6 separate regions of the Mus musculus genome follow, and regions 2, 3, 4, 5 and 6 are each linked to region 1. The links are chromatin loops, found by intact Hi-C in ENCODE. Cell type or tissue: left cerebral cortex. All regions are shown on one strand.

Region 1 (4,000 bases):
CAGCTTTCTTCTGGCAAGACTGGCACATAGAGGACTGAGGATCAGCTCCACTTCCTGGCTGAGGATAAAGGCCCAAAGGGACTGTGTCCAAGAAGCTCTGTTACTTCTTCAGCCTGTGTGCTCTTCTGTGAGGACCTGCCTCATAGATCATGTTTTTCATTCTTTAAGCCCTATCCACCTTTCTTTGATCAGCTCTCACTGGCCTGGAGCCTCTAAACGAGGCCAGGCTGATTGGCCAACCAGCTCCAGGTGTCATTCTATCTCTGCCTTTAGAGTACTAATTTTGGGGGTAGGGGATAGGTGCACAGTCATTATTCACAACAGAATTGCACTGTGCAACCTATTCTAACTCCAAGGTGAAGAATACAAATGAAGGTATACAAGCATATACCTTCTTATTATTCAGTAAGGAACTACTGTGGTCAGGTCATACGGCAACACAAAGGCTGTACTGTGACCTGGATGTTTTCCTCCGAATGCCAGTTCTTCTCACTCTTCCCAAAGCCTCTCCATGTTAACCTGCAAAAGATGCAGTACTAAGCAAGTATTTGAAACATCTGCATTAAAAAAATAATAATGTTCATGTCACATGAACATTATAGGACTCCATTCCAGCCATAGACTTGTTCCTTTTGATCATTGAGAAGATACAGGGAAGAGTCAGAATCATTAAGGTTCTTACCTAAGTAAAGGAATCATCCAAACCAATAAGGGTTGGGATCAGCTGGGGGTTACCAAGCAGTGTAAGTGGAAAAGCCAGACCCTGCAAGAGCTTCAACTCAGATCCTAACTGTAATACTCTCCTTTCTCACCCTGGTAGCACTTGGAGGAGAGAAGCATGGCTGTGAATCAGACATGACACGTGCTCCCATAGGAGAGAGATTGCCACTGAAGTCTTGTCTCTCCTGGACAGACCTGCTCCTGTTTTCAGTATTTGATTCTTTATTCATTAAAACTCTCCACGTTCACCACATTGGAATTGGTAGCACAGAATCATGTGGTGTGGCATTTGGGGCTTTTGGTAATGGCATTTAAGATTGGGTCCTATAGGAGATATGAAATATCCATATCAACTCCCACAGTAAACTATAGTCTATCATCTATCTATCTATCTATCTATCTATCTATCTATCTATCTATCTATCTATCTATCCCATGACAATCAAAAGGTGTATCATGATACCATAAGAAAGGATTTTTATGTGTGCAGAAAGTGGAATAGCTTAAATTTCCATCAGCGGGGGAGGGTCTAATTGACATGTGGCGTACTTGTAAACAAATGCAACATTATTAAGCAATCATTGGAATGAACTGTAGATGCTTTCAGTCACATTAGTGGATCTCACAGATAAACTGCACGATGGAAGCTAGGCACAAATGAAATATAATTGATACTTTTTGATAGTTCTTTAAAATGCTACTACTTATCTATTTATTTTTGTTCATTACTTTATTTATTCACTTTACACACTGATTGCAAATTACACCCTTCTCCCAGTCTACCCTCATTTAGTGCATACCCCTACCTCCTCCCCTTCTCCCATGAGAAAGCAGCAGCTCCGTCATGTACATTAATCCACACTGACACATGAAGTCACTGCAGGCCTAAATGCATCCTCTCCCACTGAGGCTAGACAAGGTGGCTCAATTAGGAGAACAGGGTCCACAGGTAGGCAACAGTCAGGGACGGTCCCTGCTACAGTTGTTGGGGCACCTGCATGAAGACCAAGCTGCACATCTGCTATATATGTGTAGGCACAGTCTAGATTCCAGCCAGACTTGCTCTCTGATTGGTGGTTCAGTCTCTGGAAGCCACTAAGGTTTTAGGTCAGTTGACCCTGTTGATCTTCTTATACAGGCCCTATCCTCTCTGAGTCTCTCAATACTCCCCACAACTTTTCCACAAAACACCCTGAGCACCAAGCTGGATGAAGCGTCTTAGAGGACAGCTCTACTAGGCTTCTATCTGCAAGCATAGCAGAGTATCATGAATAGTGTCAGGGATTGGTGCTTGCCCATGGGATGAGTCTCAACCTAGGCCAGACATAGGTTGGATATTTCCTCAGTCTCTGCTCTATCTCTGTTCCTGCACTTATTTTAGGCAAGACAAATTTGAGGTCGACTTTTTTTTAGGGGGGGTTAGGATGATGTATTTTTATGTGAATAGGTATTTTGCCTGCCCGTGTCTGTTAACCACATGCATGTACTACTTATGGAAGCCAGAAGAGGGCATCAGGTCCCTGTATAATAGAATTTTGTGAGCCAGGAAGAAGTTTCTGGTATGGAAGCTTAGACCACGAAGATAGATAATGCTCTTAAGAGCCAAGGAATCTCTTCTGTCCGCTCATATACTTCCTAGTAAACAACTTCTTCAGACTCCAAGTTGATAGATATTAATTCTAGAATATTGGAAAGCATACAGAAAAGTTATTAATCATCATTAATTGTTTCTTTGAAAAAGAATGAAGTTTTACAAATTTCAGCCTGACCTGTTATTTAATGCACATGAAATGACAACTTGACATTAAAAATTATTATGTATTCCTGTCCCATATGTTCTGCTTTAGTGGAAATCTATGCATTCTAGGCTTAATGGAATAAAAAAACTATTTCACCAATACTTTAAATTTATTCTCCCACTCTAAATCTCATTCAATTTAGTTCTTTAATGAGTGTTGAACAAAGACATAAGCTATAAATATTAATCTGCATTTTAGCATCTTATTTATGGTTATCTAAAATCAGGGACTGAAGAAATGGTCCAGTGGTTAAGAGTGGTTGCTATGAATTCATGGGACCAGGGTTTGTATCCCAGCACTCATATAGAAAGCTGGATCTCACATGAATTGCTGGTTACTATATCCCCAAGTGATTAGACACATTTTTCTGATACACTCAGCATACATACAGAAATATGTAACATTTGAAGCAAATATATTAAACTTGTCTATGAAATGAATGTGTCAGAAATGTTTAAGTCATGGTGCAGGAAAAAAAATCCAGTAACTGCCATTTGTTTTTCAACCACTAAGCACTATTCTGTGCTGTCCCCTTTACTGTGTATTTCAGGGTCACAATTCTATCAGTGACAATAAAAAAATTCAGGAAAAAATTGCAGGGAGAAATTTCAAAACGTTTAAACTTTTCAACTTTAATTGTTGATTACTTTTTAAATAAAATTCTGAGAAGACTAAATTCAGTTCATGAGGTTTTTCTTTTTCAGTAAATAATTTACATATTCACTTTACATCTTGACTGCTGACTCTGCCCCTGGACCACACTACAGTACCCTCAGTCCTTTGCAAAGTCCCTTTCCCCTCCCTTTCGCTTCTGAGAGGGTGGATGTATCCTGGATATCCCCCGACCCAGGCACATCAAGTTTTTGCAAGGCTAGGTGCATCCTTTCCTACTGAAGTGAGAGAAGGTAACCCAGTTGGGGGGACAGATTCCACAAAAAACCTTTAGGGATAGATTTGCTCTAGTTATTGGGGGGACCCACATGAAGATGGAGCTGAACAACTACTACATATGTGGGGGGAGGGGGATAGGTCTAGCCAGACTCTTTGGTTGGTAGTTCAATCTCTGAGAGCCCCCCAAGGGTCCAGATTAGTTGGCCTTGTTGATCTTAATATAGGATTTCTACCCCCTTCAGGATGCTCAATTCTCCCCCACACAAATAATCACAAGAGTGCCTGAGCTCCATCCAATGTTTGTCTGTGGGCCTCTGCATCTGTCTCACTCAGATGCTAGATTAAGCCTCTCAGAGGTCAATTATGCTAGCTTCCTATCTGCAAGCATAACAGAGTATCGTTAATAGTGTCAGGGATTGGTGCTTGCCCATGTGATAGGTCTCAAGTTGCACCGGGTATTCCTTGGCCATTCCCTTAGTCCCTCTTTCATCTTTGTCCTGATATTTCTTGTAGATAGGGCAATTTTTGGGTTGAAATATTGTGAGGGGAGTGTGTCCCTATCATTTTAAGAACTCAATTGTGGCTTCTTT
Region 2 (4,000 bases), 93 kb after region 1:
GTAAACATAAAGAAAAAAGAAGCCACACTTGAGCACTTAAAGTGATAGGGGCATCAAACCACCCAAAAAACTTTGACTCAAAATTTTCCCTGTCTACAAGAAATGCAAAGATAAGATGGAGCAGAAACTGAGGGAATGGCCAAGGAATATCCAGCTCAACTTGATTCCCATCCCATGGGCAAGTATCAGTCCCTGAAAGATGTTATGTTATGGTTGCAGACAGGAAGGAAGCTAGCATAACTGTCCTCTGAAAGGCTCCATCCAGCATCAGACTAAAACAGGTGCAGAGGCCCACAGCCAAACTTTGGATGGAGCTCAGGGACTCTTATGGAAGAGTTGAGGGAAGGATTGAGAGTCCTGAAGAGGGTAGAAACCCTATAAGAAGACCAAGAGAGTCAGCTAAACTGGATACTTGGGGGCTCTCAGAGACTGAACTATCAACTAAAGAGCATACTCAGACTCAACCTAGCACACACACACACACACACACACACACACACACACACATAGTAGAAGTACAGCTTGTGTCTCATGTGGGTCCCAATAACTGGAACGGGAATGTTCCTTAAAACTGTTGCCTGTGTAGTCTGTTTCCCTATCTGGGCTACCTTGTCTGGCCTCCTGGGAGAGAATACATCTAGCAATGCAGAAACTTGATGTGCCAGAGGTAGGGGGATACCCAGGATACCGCCACCCTCTCAGAAGAGAATGGGAGGGGTAGAGACAGTATAAAAGGGGGAGCAGGTGGGTAGTGATCAGGATATAAAGTGAATAAATAATTAATGGAAAAATAGTTCATGAACTGAATTTAGTCTTCTCAGAATTTTTTTAAAAACAAAGATATCAACAACTAAAACTGAAATTTTTTATTAATCATTCCATTCATTTACATCTCAAATGATATCTCACTTCCCAGCTACCCCTCCACAAAACCCCCCATCCCACATCAACCCTCTCCTCCCCCCCTTTGCCTCCATGAGGGTGCTCTCCCACCCACCCTCTCCCACCCTACAGATTCAGCAACTCCCTGTGCTGGGCCTTCAAACCTCCTTGAGACCAAGGTCCTCCCCTCCCACTGCTGTCAGGCAAGTCCATCCTCTACTACATATGTATCTGGAGTCATAGATCCCTCCCTGTACATTCCTTGGTTGGTGGTCTAGCCTCTGGGAACACTGGATAGTCCAGCCAGCCTATGTTGTTTTTCCTATGGGGTTGCAATCCCCCCTGCTCCTCCAGTCCTTCTGTCAGGTTCCTCACGGGGTCCCTAAATTGTCTGATGGTTGGCTCCGAGCATTACATCTGCACTGGTCAGTTGTAGGCCAGACCTCCCAAGGAGCAGCCATACCAGGTTCCTGTCAGCAAGTGGCCGCAGCAACAGTGTAGGGTTTGGTGTCTTCTTTTTGAAATTACTCACTGTAAATTTTTTCATGTATTTTTCTATTATCATTTTCACAAGTGTAACCCTGAAATATAGTAAAGGAGACAGCATGGAATAGTGCTTAGTGGTTGATAAAGAACTGGCAGTTACTGGATTTTTGTTTTCTGCAATATGTAACATGACTTAAAAACTACTATAACATTCACTTCTTAGATCAGTTTGCAACATTTGTTTCAAATAAGTACTTGTGTATATATGCTGGGTGTACCAGAAGAATGTGTCTAATCACTTGGGGGTATAATGACCAGCATTCATGTGAGTCCTAGGTGTATCCTATGGGTGCTAGGATACAAACACTGCTCCCAAGACTTCATAGCAACCACTCTTAACCACTGTACCATTTCTCCAGTCCCTGATTTTAGAACTATAAATAATATGTTAAAATGCAGATCAATAGCTTATGTCCTTGTTCAACATTCATAAAAGGACTAAATTGAAAATAATCAAGTTACTATGAGATTTAGAGTAGGGGAATAAATTTAGTAAAGTATTGATGAGATAGATATTTTTTTTCCATTAAACCTAAAATACATAGATTTCCACTAAAGCAAAACATATGGGACTAGACTACGTGATAATTTTAAATGTCATGTGGCCATATCATGTGCATTACATACAAGTCAGGTTGAAATTAATAAATTTTCATTGTTTTCAAAAAACAGTTATTGTGATTAATAACTTTTCTGTATGCTTTCTAATATTCTAGAATTGATGTCTATCAACTTGGAATCTGAAGAAGGTTTTTTACTAGGGAGTATAAAAGAGGACAGAGAGATTGCTTGGCTCTTAAGAGCATCAGCTCCTTTTCCATTGGACCAAGACTTGCTTCCAGAAACTTCTTGTTGGATGACAACATTCTGTTATTCAGGGATCTGATGCCCTCTTCTGGCTTCATGAGAACTACATCCATGTGGCTAACAGGCACAAGCAGGCAAAATAACTATGCCATAAAAATACAAAAACTCACCCACAAAACCTTCCACCCACAATTTATCGTGCCTATAAGAAGTTCAGGGACAGAGATGGAGCAGAAACTGAGGAAACAGCCAAGCCGTAACAGACCCAGCTTGAGACCCAATCCAGCAAGAGCCAGTCCTTGAAACTATTCATGATACTCTGTTATACTTGCAGAGAGAAGCCTAGCATAACTGTCCTCTGAGAGACTCCACCCAGCTTGGAGCTCAGGGTGTCTTGTTGGGGGAAGGATTAAGGGACCTAGAAGGTATCAGAGCCCCACAAGAAGACCAACAGAGTCAACTAACTTGGGGCTCTCAGAGACTGAACCACCAACCAAACAGCAAGCCTGGTCCAGACCTAGACACCAGCACATATGTAACAGATGTGCAGCTTGGTCTTCATGCAGGTTCCCAACAGCTGGACTGGGGGCTGATCCTAACTCTGTTGCCTGCCTTTGGATCTGGTTCCCCTTGTCTGACCTCATTGGGAGAGGATGTGTTTAGTCTTGCTGTGACTTTATGTGACAGGGTGAGTTGATACCCAAGGTAGGATACTCCCACTTTCTCAAGGGAGAAGGGAAGGAAGGATATGGGGAGGGCCTCTATGAGGGGAGACTGGTAGAAGAAGGGAGCAGGTTGTGATCAGGGTGTAAAGTGAATAAATAAATTAATGAAAATAAAGAAACTATAGTATTTTTAAAGAAATATAAAAGAATATCAGTTATATTTCATCTGTTCCTAGCTTCTGTTGTATAGCATATCTATCTGTGAAATCCACTAATGTGGCTAAAGGAGCCTGCAGTGCATTCTGTTGATTGCATAGTAATGTTGCATTTGTTTACATGTATGACACATATCATTTAGACCTTCCCCTGCTAATGGAAATTTAAGCTATTCCACTTGTCACATATATGAGAACTAATTGTATCATGATATATCTTTGGGCAGATGAATAGGAATAGATGATAGATAGATAGACAGATAGATAGATAGATAGATAGATAGATAGATAGATAGATAGATAGATAGATAATAGGTAGATGAGAGATGGATAGTTGATAGATAATAGATTAGATTGGATAAGATAAGATAAGATTAGATTAGATTAGATTAGATTAGATTAGATAGATGTTGTATCCGGCCAGTAGATCACAGGTCTGGGTTTTAGCCTGGAAAGGCATTTTGGAAACCTGGAAGAGAAGAGGAGCTAGGCAGCACGAGGTAAGGATGGAACCAAGACAAGGCTCTGCTCAAGGTTCCATTTTAATGTCAGCAAACACGCTTTATAAAGAAAAGGGGAGGCCCATCCCTGGCCAAGCAAAGTTCCTTTGAAGTCGATAGGTCAGCCTTATAGTAAATCGCAGTTTGGTGCTAACTCCAGAAAGTCTTGGAACAGAGGCCTCAGGCAGGTTGGGCCTCAGGCAGGTAGTGGCACATCAAAGGAGCAGCACAGCAGGTGGCGCCGCTGCTTATGCAGCAGATGGTCACAGCCAGCCTTGCTAGGCTGGAAGGAGGTAACATTTCCCCCCTTTAAATAATATTAAACAAAACTGGACTTAGGCAAAAAATTTATTTATGCTCTATAATTTTGCCTGAATTCTTAGGG
Region 3 (4,000 bases), 270 kb after region 1:
TTGTTTCTACTTCCATTTTTAGATCCTGAATGGTTTTGTTCAATTCTTTCACCTGTTTGGTAGTGTTTTCCTGTAACTCTCTAGGGGGTTTTTGTGTTTCCTCTTTAAGGACTTCTAGCTGTTTACCTGTGTTTTCCTGTATTTCTTTAAGGGAGCTATTTATTTCCTTCTTAAAGTCCTCCATCATCATCATGAGAAGTGACTTTAGATCCATATCTTGCTTTTCTGGTGTTATGGTGGTGTATGGTGGGAGTTTGGTTCTGATGATGCCAAGTAACCTTGGCTTCTGTCGCTTCTGTTCTTATGCTTGCCTCCTGCCATCTGATTATCTCAAGTCCTTGCTGCCCTCAATATATCTGATTGGAGCCTGTCCTTCCTATAATCCCAGTTGATTCAGGACTCTTCAGAGTCCAGCTTTCTCTGTGATCCTGTGATTCTGGGCACCTGTGAACCTGAGTTTCTGGGTGTGTCAGAGTTCTTGGCAGTCAAGCTTCCTCTGAGACCCTGAGATCCTGATGTGACCAAGCTCCTGTTATCCTGGGATCCTGGAATCCTAAGATCCTGGGTGTGTTACAGTGCCTGGAAGTGGTGTCTTCTCTGGGGACCATGAGGTTGTCTGGTGTATTCAAAACCAAGCTATACCAGCACCAATCAAAAGGAACCCGAGCCACTGGTCAGGCAGGGCTCCTGTGTCCTTGCTCCTGCTGTCACAGGCCCATCACAATTGGTTTGGAACAGATGTTGTGTTCCACTCACCAGTGATCCTACAATTGCATGGAAAGTCCTCTGGGGACTGTGGGACTGTCCACTGAGTTCACACTCAAGATGACCCAGTGGAGCTGGAACCGACCGGAAGGCTTTTTTTTTTTAATCAAAAATCTTTTAAAGAAGAAAACACATGCACACATTTGTATACAGATACACATAGTGATATAAATACACATGTGTATTCGCACACACACAGTGATGGCAAATTAAATGTTTCCTTTAGACTGAGAGTTTCTGTTGTGCCTGGTTTAAACCACATGTTGAACTAATGTGTTCATCTAACACCTCATCAGCTCCCACAAAGAGAATGTCCTGTATGTGCATGGTGGGTGGTCTCCATCTCCACAACAGAAATCTACAGCCCCAAATACACTCACAACTTACTTTCACAAGCTTTGTCTACTAGGTTCCATATTTTCTTCCTTTGAGTTTTCTGAAGAGCAATGGGTTTCATAACATGGCAATGATTGTCTTCTATATAATGTCTAGACAATGTAAAGAAAATTTAAGTATTTTTACTTCCTCTGCCACTGGCAAAGTGGCAAAGTAGCACTGATAAATGTTGGCAACAGAATAACATTTTCTTATCCCCTTTTCCTGTGTGCTTGTCAGTTAAAGGAAACACTTCCATGAATATAACTGCTGGTGTGAGTGCAAACTTGTAGAGTTTTTCTCTTAATCCCAGAAGTTTGTGTGTGTGTGTGTGTATGGCTGTGTGTGTGTCTGTGTGTCTGTGTGTGTATGTGTGTTGTGGAAGTAAAAGAACAATTCTATGGCATCTCCTTTTTTACCACCTTATATTGGTTTTAGGGATTGAACTACATATTTCAACACAAAAGAACTCTAACCAAGGAATTTGAAGCAGGAACATTTTTTTTTTTTGCCTACTGACTTTCAGCAAATCTTAGATAATAGTCCCATCTTGTGGTCAAATTCAATATTACATCACCACAAGTTTAAAATAAAAAAAAAAAGAATTGGCCATATTTTCTATATCTATTCCTCTGTTGAGGGACATCTGGGTTCTCTCCAGCTTCTGGATATTATAAATAAGGCTGCTATGAACATAGTGGAGCTTGTGTTCTTATTATCAGTTGGAACATCTTCTGGGTATATGCCCAGTAAAGGTATTGCTGGATGCTCTGGTAGTACTACATCCAATTTTCTGAGGAACTGCCAGACTGATTTCCAGAGTGGTTGTACAAGCTTGCAATCCCACCAACAATGGAGGAGTGTTCCTCTTTCTCCACATCCTTGCCAGCATCTGCTGTTACCTGAATTTTTGATCTTAGCCATTCTGACTGGAGTGAGATGGAATCTCAGAGTTGTTTTGATGATTAAGGATGTTGAGCATTTTTTTAGGTGCTTCTCAGCCATTCGGTATTCCTCAGGTGAGAATTATTTGTTTAGATCTGTGCCCCATTTTTAAATGGGGTTATTTGATTTTCTGGAGTCCATCTTCTTGAGTTCTTTGTATATATTGGATATTAGCCCTATATCGGATTTAGGATTGGTAAAAATCCTTTCCCAATCTGTTGGTGGCCTTTTTGTCTTATTGACAATGTCTTTTGCCTTACAGAAGCTTTGCATTTTTATGAGGTCCCATTTGTCGATTCTCAATCTTACAGCACAAGCCATTGATGTTCTCTTCAGAAATTTTTCCCCTGTGCCCATATCTTCGAGTCTTTTCCCCACTTTCTCCTCTATAAGTTTCAGTGTCTCTGGTTTTATGTGGAGTTCCTTGATCCACTTAGACTTGAGCTTTGTACAAGGAGATAAGAATGGATCAATTAGAATTCGTCTACGTGATAACTGCCAGTTGTGCCAGCACCATTTGTTGAAAATGCTGTCTTTTTCCCACTAGATGTGGTTCACTTACACAATGGATTACTACTCTGCTATTAAAAACAATGAATTTATGAAATTCTTAGGCAAATGGGTGGATCTGGAGGATATCATCCTGAGTGAGATAACTCAATCACAAAAGAACTCACATGATATGTACTCACTGATACATGGATAGTAGCCCAGAAACTTAGAATACCCAACATACAATTTGCAAAACACATGAAACTCAAGAAGAAGAAAGACCAAAGTGTGGATACTTCGTCCCTCCTTAGAATTGGGAACAAAATACCCATCGAAGGAGTTACAGAGACAAAGTTTGGAGCTGAGAGAGAAGGAAGGACCATCCAGAGACTGCCCCACCCAGGAAATCCATCCCATAATCAGCCACCAAATTCAGACACTATTACATATGCCAACAAGATTTTGCTGACATGTCCCTGATATAGCTGTCTCTTGTGAGGCTATGCCAGTGCCTGGCAAATACAGAAGTGGATGCTCACAGTCATCTATTGGATGGAACACAGGGCCTCCAATGGAGGAGCTAGAGAAAGTACCCAAGGAGCTGAAGGGGTCTGTAACCCTGTAGGAGGAACTACAATATGAACTAACCAGTACCCCCTGAGCTCATGTCTCTAGCTGCATATATAGCAAAAGATGGCCTAGTCAGCCATCATTGGAAGGAAAGGCCCTTGGTCTTGCAAAGATTATATGCCCCAGTACAGGGGAATGCCAGGTCCAGGAAGAGGGAGTGGGTGGGTTGGGGAGCAGGTTGCAGGGAGGGTATAGTGGACTTTCGGGATAGCATTTGAAAGGCAACTGAAGAAAATATCTAATAAAAAATTGTTAAAAAAAAAAAAAGTATTGACCATTTAAGAACTATTACTCCCACCAGCCTATGTCACAGACAGGAAAACTGAAGCCTATGTCACTGACAAATCAGGGTGTTTTGTCCCAGGTGGCACAGACAATGACTACAGATAAAATTAGAATGCCCTCCATCTCTAAGCACCTTGTCAGTCACTAGATGAGCAGGGCAGGCTGTGAGCAAAACAGCTCTACTGAGCTTCTTACTCTGAGGCTTTCTAAAAATGCAAAGCACTGTGTGGTACTTGTCTTCCAGGTGCTTTGTCATCCAAAACAAAACAGAGGACTCTGATGTGCAACAAGCTCAACAACAGTCATCTCTCATATATGTCAGAGCCCTTGCACAGATGGATAACATTACTCGATGTTTTCTTTTGTGATATTTGATGACGATGGCTTGATTGGTTAGCTTTGAGACAGAATCTCATACAGACCAGGCTGGCCTCAAAATCACTCTTGAATACCTGATCCTTCTCCCTTTACCTCCCAAGTGCTAGGATTACAGGCTTATACCACCACC
Region 4 (4,000 bases), 150 kb after region 1:
CTCACTACATCACACATCAGATACCAATGATGTGATCAGACTATCACCAGACTGTTCTGGCCTATTCTATGTGACTTGCCTATGAGGACTCGGTAATTAAAGGCTTGCTAAGTCTATAACAGTTCTGTGTGCAGCATATATTATAGTTTCTCATCACAACCTCTGAGCTTTATGAGTTTGTGTCTCTAATAAGGTATACAATGGAATGTTTGACTTGCTTGATCACATTCCATATATATGTTTAATGGAATGCACACCATCATATAATAAGTAAACACTTATTATATAAGTGACAGTCAAGCAAACAGTCCCATAAATGGATCTTCCTCCTAACTCTGGCCTTGAAACTATTAAGTTCTAAATTTCAAAGACACATACATAGCATCATATGTTCCCTTATAAGTTTCAAGAAATATTCTTTAAAGTTTCTATGTTCACAAAGATGTTATCAATGTGTAACACACTCACTTCCTAACGACTTCCATTTTAAAAGTCATTCCATCTTCTTACAGGACAGATTATATAGCTGAGGACAGACGGCATTCTATGCTCCAATGTCAACACACTGTTGGAAAGGAATCCCAATGGACTTTTATGGGACCCCATGAAAAGACATAACTTCACTTTGCTAGCCCAGTATCTTTGGAAGTGACCACATAGTTAAGAAGCTTTAAGACCCACCTCTTCTGAGAAATTGAAGAAAATTTTAAAAAATTGCATCTAAGAGAAATCCAGAACAAAGATGAGAAACTTCATTTGGTAACTGTCAATCATATCAGGAAATAATCAGAAAAGAAATTCTTATACTTTTTCTAGAACACCTCCAAACTACACCTCCATATTCATGGGGGCTCCTGTGCTTATATATCATGTATTACACCTTGCCCTGGGTTAGTACAGCTCCATAGAAGAGAAGATACAAAAACAAGAGGGAGCGTGTCAAATGTTTTCAAATTCAAAACAGCAAACACATAAATTTGACAAAGAATAAGTATGCCATATAGTCTTATGTTTGTCAAATGATTTAAACATATGATATGATGTCAAACAATGATATAAAAGGCATTCCTTATCCCCAGTGGGGTTAAGACAATACAGGAAACTTATAGTCCAATAACAAGTACGAAGGTATTAAGTTCTTCAAGTGATACAGAAAGAACAAACCATTGACTTCTGATAGTCAAAGACCAGATATCACAAGATAAAACCATCCCAAGAACACTTAGTTTTTAACTTGCCACAGAACAAACAGAAGTGTTTTCAAATAGAAAGACCCTCCTGTTCTCTGCATCTTAATGACATGAGTAATATCACCTACCTAATCAAAGATAATTAAAGAAGCCTTCACATGAACAACAATATCAACCAAATAGAACCCCCAGAACTCCCATGGACTAAACCACCAACTAAAGAGTCCACATGGAGGGATCCATGGCTCCAGCTGCAGATGTAGCAGAGGATGCCTTATCTGCCATCAATGGTAGGAGAGGCCCTTGGTCTTGTGAAGGTTTGATGTCCCAATGTAGGGGAATGCAAGGGTGGTGAGGTGGGAGTGGGTGGGTGGGTTGGGGAGCACCCTCATAGAAGCAGGGAGAAGGGAGATAGAATAGGGGTTTGTGAAGAGGAAAATAGGAAAGAGGATAACATTTGAAATGTAAATAAATAAAATATCCATTAAAAAAAAGCCTTCACATAACTGTACCTAAATCTGCATTTCGACAGTCACATTATTCAGGCCATGGACAGTTTTCAGTACAGAGAGAATTTGTTCCATGGTTTCTGCCCATCAAACTGGGGCATCTTGCTGGACTTTTTGATGCAAGGCATCATTGTTACTATTTTTATACTACATCTATAGTATGCTTCATTTAAATGTGATGGATATGTATTGAACTTGATCTTGCTCTATACATTATAAGTGTTCTTTCCACATAGATCTCAGCTCTCTGCTCTCCTTGATCTATAATTATTTCCCAGTTATACTAATTGCCAATAATGGTGCCAACCTCCACAGGGTGGGTTGTATTAACCATGGTGTTCATCTTTTTGTAGCAAATCTGTGACATTTACAAAACAAATGCTTTTCTCACATAAACCCTGATTTGCCTAGAAATATCTGGAAACTTTAGACATCTCCAGACCACACCCTGTAAGAAGGGTGAACACGAAATTTCCAGGGCTGACACATTCACCCGCAGCTAACCAGTATTAAGATCACTGACCTGAGTCATTTGTTTCCTTCAGTAGTAAAACAGTATTGCTGCTTGCCTACAATGTGAAATTTCTATCGCCACCTAGTGGCTTGCCCATACTTCCTACAATGGTCCTGTTCTGTTCTCAAGGAACTGTGCCCATACAACAATCCTTCTAATGTCCCTTGGTCATTCTGAGTCGTGGGGAGGCTTTGGGGGCTTTACTATCATAAATTCATGCTTGCTGTAGATACAACAGATATATCCAAAATGCAACTTAACCCCCCTCGTTTCAAGCATTCATCCGAACTCAGACAAGCCCCGTGAACTGAGAATGTTCACCATCAATATATTATATTGATTTTGTAATAAGTTACAAAGTCCAGGGAAACAAATGTCCTATATATTTTTGTAAGCATGTATACATGTATACATATTACTTCAGTTCATCATTAATGCTTTATATGCATTTGATGAAAATTGTGTCCAATTGAAGACAAGACTAGTATAATATAAAATGTATTGTATGAATGTATGTACTACTTTATATAAATTTATATTTTATAGTTTGTCATCTTCCCTATCATAAAAGTGGAGTATATTTTCTTCCACATGTTCAAATATGATTGAATGTCTTCCAGGGACTACCTCAAAAAGGATGTTATTGTTTAAATTTGTAACACTGTTAAGTATCAAAGTGATTTTTACTAATTACTAAACCATCAAGCTTTAAAGGGAAAGAAAGGGAAACAGCAAAAAAGTATCCATAATTTATTAGCTGATGAATCCGGGTAATCAGTATCATTTTAAACTAACCTTTTTTGTAAATTTGAATATTATCATAGCAAAATTGCTTCTATACAAGAAGCAAAGAGTTTTAATCTTCCAGTGTATATGGTTTTCTAAGTAGAAATATTTATTAGCTAATGCCTCTCAACGGAAGTTTACTTTAAATCATTGCTCTCACACAAGGAGCTTTTAAGTTCTGGGGAGTAGCTGTTGCTCCTAAAAAGATTCAGGGGCAATATCTTTTTATTACTTAGGGTTTTAGTTTACTACAGAAGGCTTTGCAGAAAATAAAGAAAGCTTTTATAATTCTTATTAATTATAATCAATGGTAATTAAATATTAGCTGTGCCCACAACAGTTCTTTGGCAAGAGAAAACATTATTGTAAAGTCATTTTTCTCATCCTCCCAGCCGATCGTTGGCCCACATGGAGCCAGCTAGCTGTTGGCTGCTGTGGAGGGGGACCTTAGGGCACGTAGCTTTCCCTGAGCTGTAGTGGTACGGGAGGCCTCCAGAAAGCAGGCAGCTTTGTAGCAAAAGCCATTGCCCCATGAGCCTCACCTGTCCCGACCAGGGTAGCCGTATTTTTCCTGCTAAGACTCGGGGTGCTCTACCGCTCTTGCTTGGGCTTTCTTGCCTACAACAGATTGGGCAAGGCCGAGGCGGCATTCACCTCAAAGCACAGTTTCAGCATCCTACTAAAACTACTGTGGTGCTAATAAAGAATTGTAAGATATATTCGTGTATTTGAGAAAATCTATAACAAAAAATTGTGTCTTAAAAACCTAAGTGTCTGTTCCGTGTTCAAAACAGCAGTTAAATTGGTTATTACAGAATATTAATAATTGACCTATTGCATACCATCATTTTAAATAATAATAGATAAGTTAAAATTTGTTTTTATGCATGCTTTTGTATCTTCTATAAATTCATGCATGCATGCATCCCAGTTACTCTATTTAAAAACAACCCCTCTATGGGAAATAAGTAGATGTGAATTAGATCACACGTTTATTCTTT
Region 5 (4,000 bases), 170 kb after region 1:
ATAAGGAGGATCCTCTGAAGGTGTAAAAAACATACAGAACATGAAATTGATCAAACCCGAAGAGAAATCTCCTTCAGCACATAAGAATCAAAACACAAAGCATATAGAAAAAAGAAAAATATTAAAAATTACAAAGGACAAAGACCAAGTAACATAAAAGCAGATCTATTAAAAATATACCTGAGTTCTCCATGGAGACTCTAAAAAACAGGAGGGCCTGGACAAAAATGCTGCAGATTCTAAGAAACCAGAGATGCCAGCTCAGACTACTATTCCAAGTAAAACTCTCAATCACCATAGATAGAGAAAGTAAGATATTCCATAATAAAGTTCAACTTAAACAATATCTCTCTACAAATTCAGCCCTACAGAAGGTATTAGAAGGAAAACTCAAATCTACACCCATGAAAACACATGAAATAATAATCTTGCACCAGCAAAACCTAAAGAGGGTACACACACACACACACACACACAAACACAAACACAAACACACACAACATGAACAAAAAAGCCCAGGGCCAGATCCATCCATTTGGCCTAAGACAAAGTTTGGAGCTGTGACAAAAGGATGGACTATCTAGTGATTGCCATATCCAGGGATCCACCCCATAATCAGCATCCAAACGCTGACACCATTGCATACACTAGCAAGATTTTATCAAAAGGACCCAGATGTAGCTGTCTCTTGTGAGACTAGGCCAGGGCCTAGCAAACACAGAAATGGATGCTCACAGTCAGCTATTGGATGGATTACAGGGCTCCCAATGGAGGAGCTAGAGAAAGTAGCCAAGGAGCTAAAGGGATCTGCAACCCTATAGGTGGAACAACATTATGAACTAACCAGTACCCCGGAGCTCTTGACTCTAGCTGCATATGTATCAAAAGATGGCCTACTCAGCCATCACTGGAAAGAGAGGCCCATTGGACACGCAAACTGTATATGCCCCAGTACAGGGGAACGCCAGGGCCAAAAAAATGGGAATGGGTGGGTAGGGAAGTGGGGGGGAGGAGGGTATGGGGGACTTTTGGGATAGCATTGTAAATGTAATTGAGGCAAATATGTAATAAAAATATTAAAATAGAAAAAGAAAAAAAATAAAATAAAATAAAATGACAGAAACAACAACAACAACAAAAAAACTCTTTCAGAAAGATAAGGAGCAGTCCTAATGGAGGAAGAAAGGACTGTGTGGGTTCCCAGATGTAGTGGTTTCGGCTCACCATTAAAACTGAGGACATCTGCCTTCTCGTAAACATCATTAATTAACTCTCTTGGAGTTACTTGGCTCTGAAGGAAATACCTCTGCTCTTTGTCCTATGGAACTTATATTATTGCAACAGGGGCCTGCTGACCTCTTTCCCAGTTGTTATTTTCTGCTCCAGCAACTCTCTGTGACTTTCTCCACAGTGGTCAAAGCTGTCAGTCTAGATAGAGGACTCTGCTCTGATGCTTTGAGCGGCTCAATGTCTGGTTTCTCAAGCTTGCCTGGAAATCCTGTTCAAGGGACGTGTCCAGACGCCACCTAGTGGAAAGAGCTATCACTGCCCTCACCTCAGAGCACTTCTTGGATTGTCTTCCAGACCTCCCTCTGCTTCCTATTATTCCTAATCCAGTTAGTGCTTTGAGAGAGAGACTCTGGGAAGAAGGCTTTCAGGACTGCCACTGGAAACTGCTGATACTAGGTCAGGAGTGTTGATTAGAACTATAATCCTAGCACTTGGGAGAAAGAAACATGGCCAGCCTAGAGCAGTGACTGACAAAATAAGGCACTGACCCTATAAAGGGCTTGAGTAGCAAATCTCTTGGGATGAGAGGCCTGAGTCCTGGGGGCTTTGTTGTTGCTGCTCTTTTAACAGCTTTACTGAGCGACAATTAACATTAAATGTACTATATATTTATAAATAAATAAATAAATAAATATGAACTGAAAGGGAGAAGAAAAAAACACCTTATTATCTCAATAGATTTAGAAAAGGCCTTTGACTAAATCCAACACCCCTTCTTGCTAAAGCTACTAGAGTGATTATAGATACAAGGTACATACCTAAGCTAAATGGCAGTTTTTACCAGTCAGATAGCCAACAATCAAATTAAATGGAGAGAAACTTAAAGCAATTCCAGTAAAATCAGGAACAATACAAGACTGGCCACTCTCTCCATTTCTATTCAATATAGTACTTGAAGTTTTAACTAAAGTAATAAGAAATCTAAAGGAGATCAAGGGGATATAAATTGGAAAGGAATAAGACAAAATATTTTTATTTACAGATCATACTATACTATATAATATATCAAGGGCCCGAAAAATTCGACCAGGAAACTCCTATAGCTAATAAACCCTTTCAGCAAAGTTGCTGGATACAAAATTAACTCATAAAAATCAGTAGCTCTCCTATATAAAAATAACAAATGGACTAGAAAAGAAATCAGGGAAACAACACCTTTCACAATAGTCACAAAGTAATATAAAATATCTTTGGTTAACTTGAACAAGCAAGTGAAAGAGTTGTATAACAAAACTTTTATTCATTCAGGAAAGAAACTGGATAAGATATCAGAAGATAGATCTCCCATGTTCATGGATCAGTAGGATTAACATAGTCAAAATGGAAATCAATTAAGGTTCTCCTGAGGTCAGTAGAGCCACTTTCCTGAGTCCAAGGAAGTGACTGTTGAGTGCAGTGAGAATTCTGGAATTTGGGTGTCTTTAAAAACACAGAAATATTATAATAACATGTTTTTATTTTAATCCCAGATGTGGGGATATGGGACTCCTTCAAACTGTCTGCAACAGCTGGCTGTGATTTGCCTCATACTCTAGCAGAGGCATGGTTTTGCCAGCTACAGATAATCTCTGTGATTATGTGACATTTGGGAATCAGGGGACTTTTCAGATGGTATGTACATATGAGGGCCCCAAGAGTCAGGTCAGTGGTTGTTGGTCATTTAGTGAGGTTGGTTGTGGTTTGTTAGTAGCAATGGTCAAAGAAGAAATAAAAGGAACAAAATTAATTCAGGAATTTTTTAAGTCCTCTCTCCTCTCTGTCATTGTGGTAAATGTAAATATCACTTTTATTTCCTCAGATAAAGTGATGAAATGAGAGCTGTACTCAAGTTTTACAAATTCATGGCTTGGGTTGAGCCCAGAGCACTTCCTTCTCTATACTAACTATCCCTAGGCCTAGGCCTGGAAGCTTCTAGCCTCTATACAATTTAATTTTCTGCTAGCCCAGACCTTGAAGGCTTCCGTTTCCAGCCTTCCTCTGCTAACTCAGGGCTTCAGTGTTTCAGCTTCCAACACTTGCTACTGAATAAACTCACTCCTTCTAGCTCTTTCTGAACTCTGGTCAGCTGGTTTAACTCAGCTGTTGTGGCTCAACCTGCTTTCCAAGATGACTTATTCAAATAAATTGGCTTCTTTCAGCTTCTGACTGAACTGCTCTGCTTGGAAAGACTTACCTCTGACTTCCATGAACTGAACTGCTCCAAAGTGAACTGAACTCAATACTCTCTCCCTCGCTGCTACTTTAATAGCCTCTCTTTCCTGTCTGTTATCATGAGAGTTGGACATATCCTATTTCTGACTCATTCTGCCAAATCTTTCTTTGATTCATCACTTTGTCTATCCCTTAATTAGAAGTCATTGGTTGGGATTTAAAGTGTGTAGTAAAGGTGTGTTTGCATTCCAACCAGATATGTAAATCCTTTGCCAGAGCACCCATATTGTTGGATTAAAATTCTTCTACAATTGTTTCTCTTCTATCTAGCGTTAGGGGGTAAAACTGAATAAATAAAAGCAGAGGGGAAGAACCCAAAAAGTATCAAAAAAAAAGCTATAAGTGATGCCCAATATGGGCTCAGTAAAGAAAAAAAAGGGGGGAATCTTATTTCAAATGCCATAGAGAAAACAGCAGGGGATGCAGGAATGGATTTGTTTTCCAAGACTCCAGGAAAAGAATTATTGTGGCTACTATCAATGGATATCCTTTGCTTTGC
Region 6 (4,000 bases), 330 kb before region 1:
AAATTTTGATGCTAAGTTCTTTCTTTTTCTAGAAAGTGTTTCATCTTTGATCTAAACAATGCTCTTTTGGAAAATCAATACAAAAACTAAACTAAGTACAATGCCACAGGTCTCAAATACCCTCAATCCTTTCCTAGCATTTGTCTTACCCTTTTATTGTTGACAGATTGAATCTTCATCCATTCAACTGTCTAATGCAGATATCAGAAGTGGGTGCCTCCTACAGCCCACACTATTACAACACATTATACCCTGTTGGCTATTCTTTTTCCATATCTCATAACACCTCCCCGTCTCCTACTCATTCTCTCACAACATTTAGCCTACTTTCTTATAATTGCCACCATTTGCTGTAGGTTTGTCCCTTCTGGTTTCTGTCCTCTCAGAGGTGGAGAAACAACTTGTAACTCAAAGTCCAAATGATATGGTATTTTATACACTAAAGCCCATTTATGTATATATTTGGTCCAGAATATTATCCCTTTAGTGAATGTGCTAATGAGATAATGAAATAATGTGTATCCTGCTTCAGTTATATACAGTCAATGTTGTCCATTGTGATGGAGTCATTTTTTCTCTAATAATAGATTTCTGTGTATGCAGTTGTTATTTTATTTGTATTAATTTCTTGAGAATTTCACACATCTATACAAAGTATTTTGATTGTTTCACCCAGAATTTCACTCTGTAACTTCTTCTGGATCCACTCCCCACACCTGCCAAACTCCCACCTGACCCCTACTCCCGTCTCTCACCAATCCAATGTGCTCTGTCCATATGTCCACAGACTCACAGCTGTGGGGGCATCCACTTGAGTATGGTTGACTTACCAGAAATTATAAACTTAACGAGAACCAACTACCCTTCCTCTAGAAGCAGTCATCTGCTTATCAATAGCTCATCAGCTAGGGGTGGGGCACTCAAGACTCTCATGCTTTACACACTGAGTCTTTTATTGTCTTGCTCTTGCTTAGGTTTTTTGCAGGCAACCACTGCTGCTGCAAACTCATGCTAATATCATGTGCAAAAAAACCATTGTTTGGCTTCAGTTCTCTCCAACTTACCACTCTTTGACCCACCTCTCCTAAAGGGACCTCTGAATCTTGTGAGGAGGTTTGTGATATAGCTGTCTCATCTGTGGATGAACACCTCACAAACATGAGGTGTTCTCTATGCATTGACCGATTGTATGTTTCTGTATTGATTTCCCTCTACAGAACAAAGACATCTCTCTGATAAAATCTAAGAGGTGCACCATTCAAAGTTATATAGATTAACCATTCAGACAATAGTCTAATGTTATTTAGAAAGCTGATATTAGTAGATTAATCCCGGGCTTGTTCATTCTGCAACCATGAATTCTTGTCCATGATTATTGTGCTAGGCATGCATTTTTCTCTGTGGAATGGTCCTCATATCTAGTCAGAATGAACTGATTACCTGCCCAAAACATTTATGCATGTCTACAAGCATATCTTGCCATGCAGCATATCATTTTGCCTCCAATGTTTTCTGATAGAAAACCTATTGATGACTTTTCTCCTACAGCAGCCCACACAGCATGCAATCTGGATAGCAGAGAAGTTCCCTAGTCAATACCAACTTTATTTCTCTGTTTCCTATGAACAGAATATATGATGTCTTTAATACTAGAATTATATCATCAAATTCTTCTGGTCCACATCCAAGATCACCGTCAATGACCTGCAATATTTTAGAGGTCTCTGCAACCTCCAAAACAACAGCTTAAGGTAAGGTATGGTACACCTGTCACTGAGCTTTTTATTTAGCAACTGGGAGAAATGTTATACTCTGTGTGAGGTAGTATGGCATTTCAATTAAACACACATATACACATATGTATAGACATATATGTGTTCATAAATACATGTCTAAATATATGTATTTCTAGATATACATTTATATATTATATATCATTTATATATGTTTTATACACACCCTACATATATTCCTACATACACATCTGTATTTTGAGAAACAACCACCAGAGGGCAGGAAGAATCAACTTATAAAGTTCATGTGTCTTATGATTTTGTTTTTTCATACAACTTATTAGTGTGTCTTCAATTGTATTTCTTAATTATGAAGAATTATTGCAAAATAGTTCCAAAGTTTAGGTGAAGTGTCTCCTGTGTAGTTACCAGCTTGCCCTTTAAATTTGTTGATTTTTCTCACAATTACCTATATATAAGAATAAAATGTGTTTTCTAAAATGACATTTATTAAATACATATGCAAAATTAACCTAATGGCATCCAAATATTTCCGGTTTACCCTTGTTAAGTTGCTTGTACTGACCAGAATATGCTGTTTATTGAATGGATAATTGAGCAGATGTATTTGCATTCACATATACATATGCATGTGTATATGTTCATTATGTATATGTTAGTGTATATATTTGTCTCTGCCTGCCATGAGAACCTGGCAAAAGTTTTCTGTGTGTTAAAATAAACTACCTCATCAAATTTTGAGGTTTCAATAATTTCTTGTAAAGCATGCTTGTATGTTTTTCAAGTATTTACATCTGTAACATTGGTTTCTGCTAAATTACTACCTAAGAAATCTGAAATGACCATTAAAAAAGAAGGCATCCCTAGATCAAACTACCCTTTTATGAAATGATAGAAATCATTTAAAGATAGGACAATATTTCTATAGATTTATGAACTGAAAGTGTAAGTGTCGCTATGAGTAATAAAAGCTTATCAGAGAGAGAGAGTACTAATAATATTGAACATCTGAAAACACATCCTCTTGCAAATGGATACTTCCATGTTAATCTGCATAAAGATCGAAAGCTACAAATAGTTGTCTGACCGTTAATGGCTTAACTTTGCCATTTTTACAAAATATAAATAAAAAAAGAGAACTGGAGAAGATGTAGAGTTTTCCACATCCACAGTGCATCTGCCATGAGCACTTGAAAAACTCAAACAAATGAACAGATGTGTAATATGGCAACAGAGAAATTAAAATAACAAAACAAAACTTTGGGTTGAAATTGTAAAATTGTTGAATTCTGCTAAGTTTTTAATAAGTTATTAACAAACATAGTGAAGGATACAAAATTCTAAGCACTGTAACACGCAAATCTTCAATTTTTCTAATCATCTTAGTAATGCTAATATTTTCGAAATAGCTATTTACCTTTGCGTTTATGGGCTGGTTTTCTGGTTCCTTCTAGATGTTTCAGCTTGTGATTTTAGGATTATTGCCAACTGAATAAGACCTAAAAATCACCTGGGAGACAGTCTTGTAGGCATTCCTTTGAGGGATTATCTTGTGGGAAGACCCTTGGGTTTTTGTTTTTGTTTTGTTTTGTTTTGTTTGCAATTATAATTACATTTCTCTCTTCCTTTTCCTCCCTCAAAATCTGCCTATATACTATTTGCTCTCTTTAAATGACCTCCCTTATTATTAGTTCTTATTACAGTGAATAATCTTCCAGAGATGTTTAATTTTTAATCTTGATTTTTTTAATTCCATAAGACACACCTTAAAAATGATATTCAGATTATATTTCCTCTATTACTAAAATGGCAATCACCTCAAAGTAGCACTCATCATCATTGCAAGGTTCAAGACAGCTGATATAGTCAAACCTGTTTTTTCCAGGATACTAGAAACGATCATCAATCTAAAACATCTGATGTCCAGGAAATATCCTGAACCACAGCCTGTTTGCAAGAAGGACAGAGCACTGGATCTGGGCTTTAGGCAGGTTGCTCGGAGACGGAATTCTTAGGATCATAGAGGATTTAGGACAGAGATAAAGCACAACCAAACCCAATTGCTTAGGTCCCCTGAAAGATGGACTATGCTCTCAGCCAATCAGAGCACCAAGCGACCTCTCCATCAGCCAATTAAACTGCCAGAACTCCAGCCTATCACGGCATTTCCTGAGGTCCCTGGAACGCTCTCTGGCCGCTAAAGTGCAGGAAGAGGCTGAGCCTTTGAGCAAAGGGGAACCATGGAA

What was found. Hi-C counts contacts between places; a loop is a spot of excess contacts. Peaks named below come from ENCODE experiments on the same cell type or tissue, not always from the same donor. Only the 100,000 strongest peaks of a DNase experiment are listed, where the experiment ranks them.
Region 2: it touches region 1 in a loop (8-fold over the local background); 18 of 42 quality-filtered maps call a loop at or near these places.
Region 3: it touches region 1 in a loop (5-fold over the local background); 14 of 42 quality-filtered maps call a loop at or near these places.
Region 4: a loop joins it to region 1, with 6 times the contacts of the local background. A loop is called at or near these places in 33 of 42 quality-filtered maps.
Region 5: it touches region 1 in a loop (5-fold over the local background); 18 of 42 quality-filtered maps call a loop at or near these places.
Region 6: it touches region 1 in a loop (5-fold over the local background); 4 of 42 quality-filtered maps call a loop at or near these places.

Annotation. Positions count from the first base shown.
Region 1 is chr13:4,279,912-4,283,911 of GRCm38, reverse strand. No RefSeq gene overlaps it. Among named protein-coding and RNA genes, the nearest start is that of Akr1c12, 2.5 kb to the right of the region's middle. In left cerebral cortex, a CTCF peak has its summit at 2,230 (motif pointing right); a DNase peak (open chromatin) is centred at 2,221.
Region 2 is chr13:4,186,686-4,190,685 of GRCm38, reverse strand. No RefSeq gene overlaps it. Among named protein-coding and RNA genes, the nearest start is that of Akr1c13, 2.5 kb to the left of the region's middle. In left cerebral cortex, CTCF peaks have their summits at 2,325 (motif pointing left) and 3,844 (motif pointing right); a DNase peak (open chromatin) is centred at 2,325.
Region 3 is chr13:4,011,676-4,015,675 of GRCm38, reverse strand. No RefSeq gene overlaps it. Among named protein-coding and RNA genes, the nearest start is that of Akr1c14, 46 kb to the left of the region's middle. In left cerebral cortex, a CTCF peak has its summit at 1,690 (motif pointing left); no DNase peak of the experiment used is centred here.
Region 4 is chr13:4,127,589-4,131,588 of GRCm38, reverse strand. No RefSeq gene overlaps it. Among named protein-coding and RNA genes, the nearest start is that of Akr1c18, 21 kb to the left of the region's middle. In left cerebral cortex, a CTCF peak has its summit at 2,302 (motif pointing left); a DNase peak (open chromatin) is centred at 2,295.
Region 5 is chr13:4,108,222-4,112,221 of GRCm38, reverse strand. No RefSeq gene overlaps it. Among named protein-coding and RNA genes, the nearest start is that of Akr1c18, 40 kb to the left of the region's middle. In left cerebral cortex, a CTCF peak has its summit at 1,534 (motif pointing left); a DNase peak (open chromatin) is centred at 1,524.
Region 6 is chr13:4,609,118-4,613,117 of GRCm38, reverse strand. Akr1e1 (aldo-keto reductase family 1, member E1) reads left to right here and starts at 3,954. Exons shown (of 10, transcript NM_018859.2): 1 at 3,954-4,000. The coding sequence starts at 3,995. In left cerebral cortex, a CTCF peak has its summit at 1,991 (motif pointing right); DNase peaks (open chromatin) are centred at 2,007 and 3,893; H3K4me3 peaks cover 687 bases; H3K27ac peaks cover 347 bases.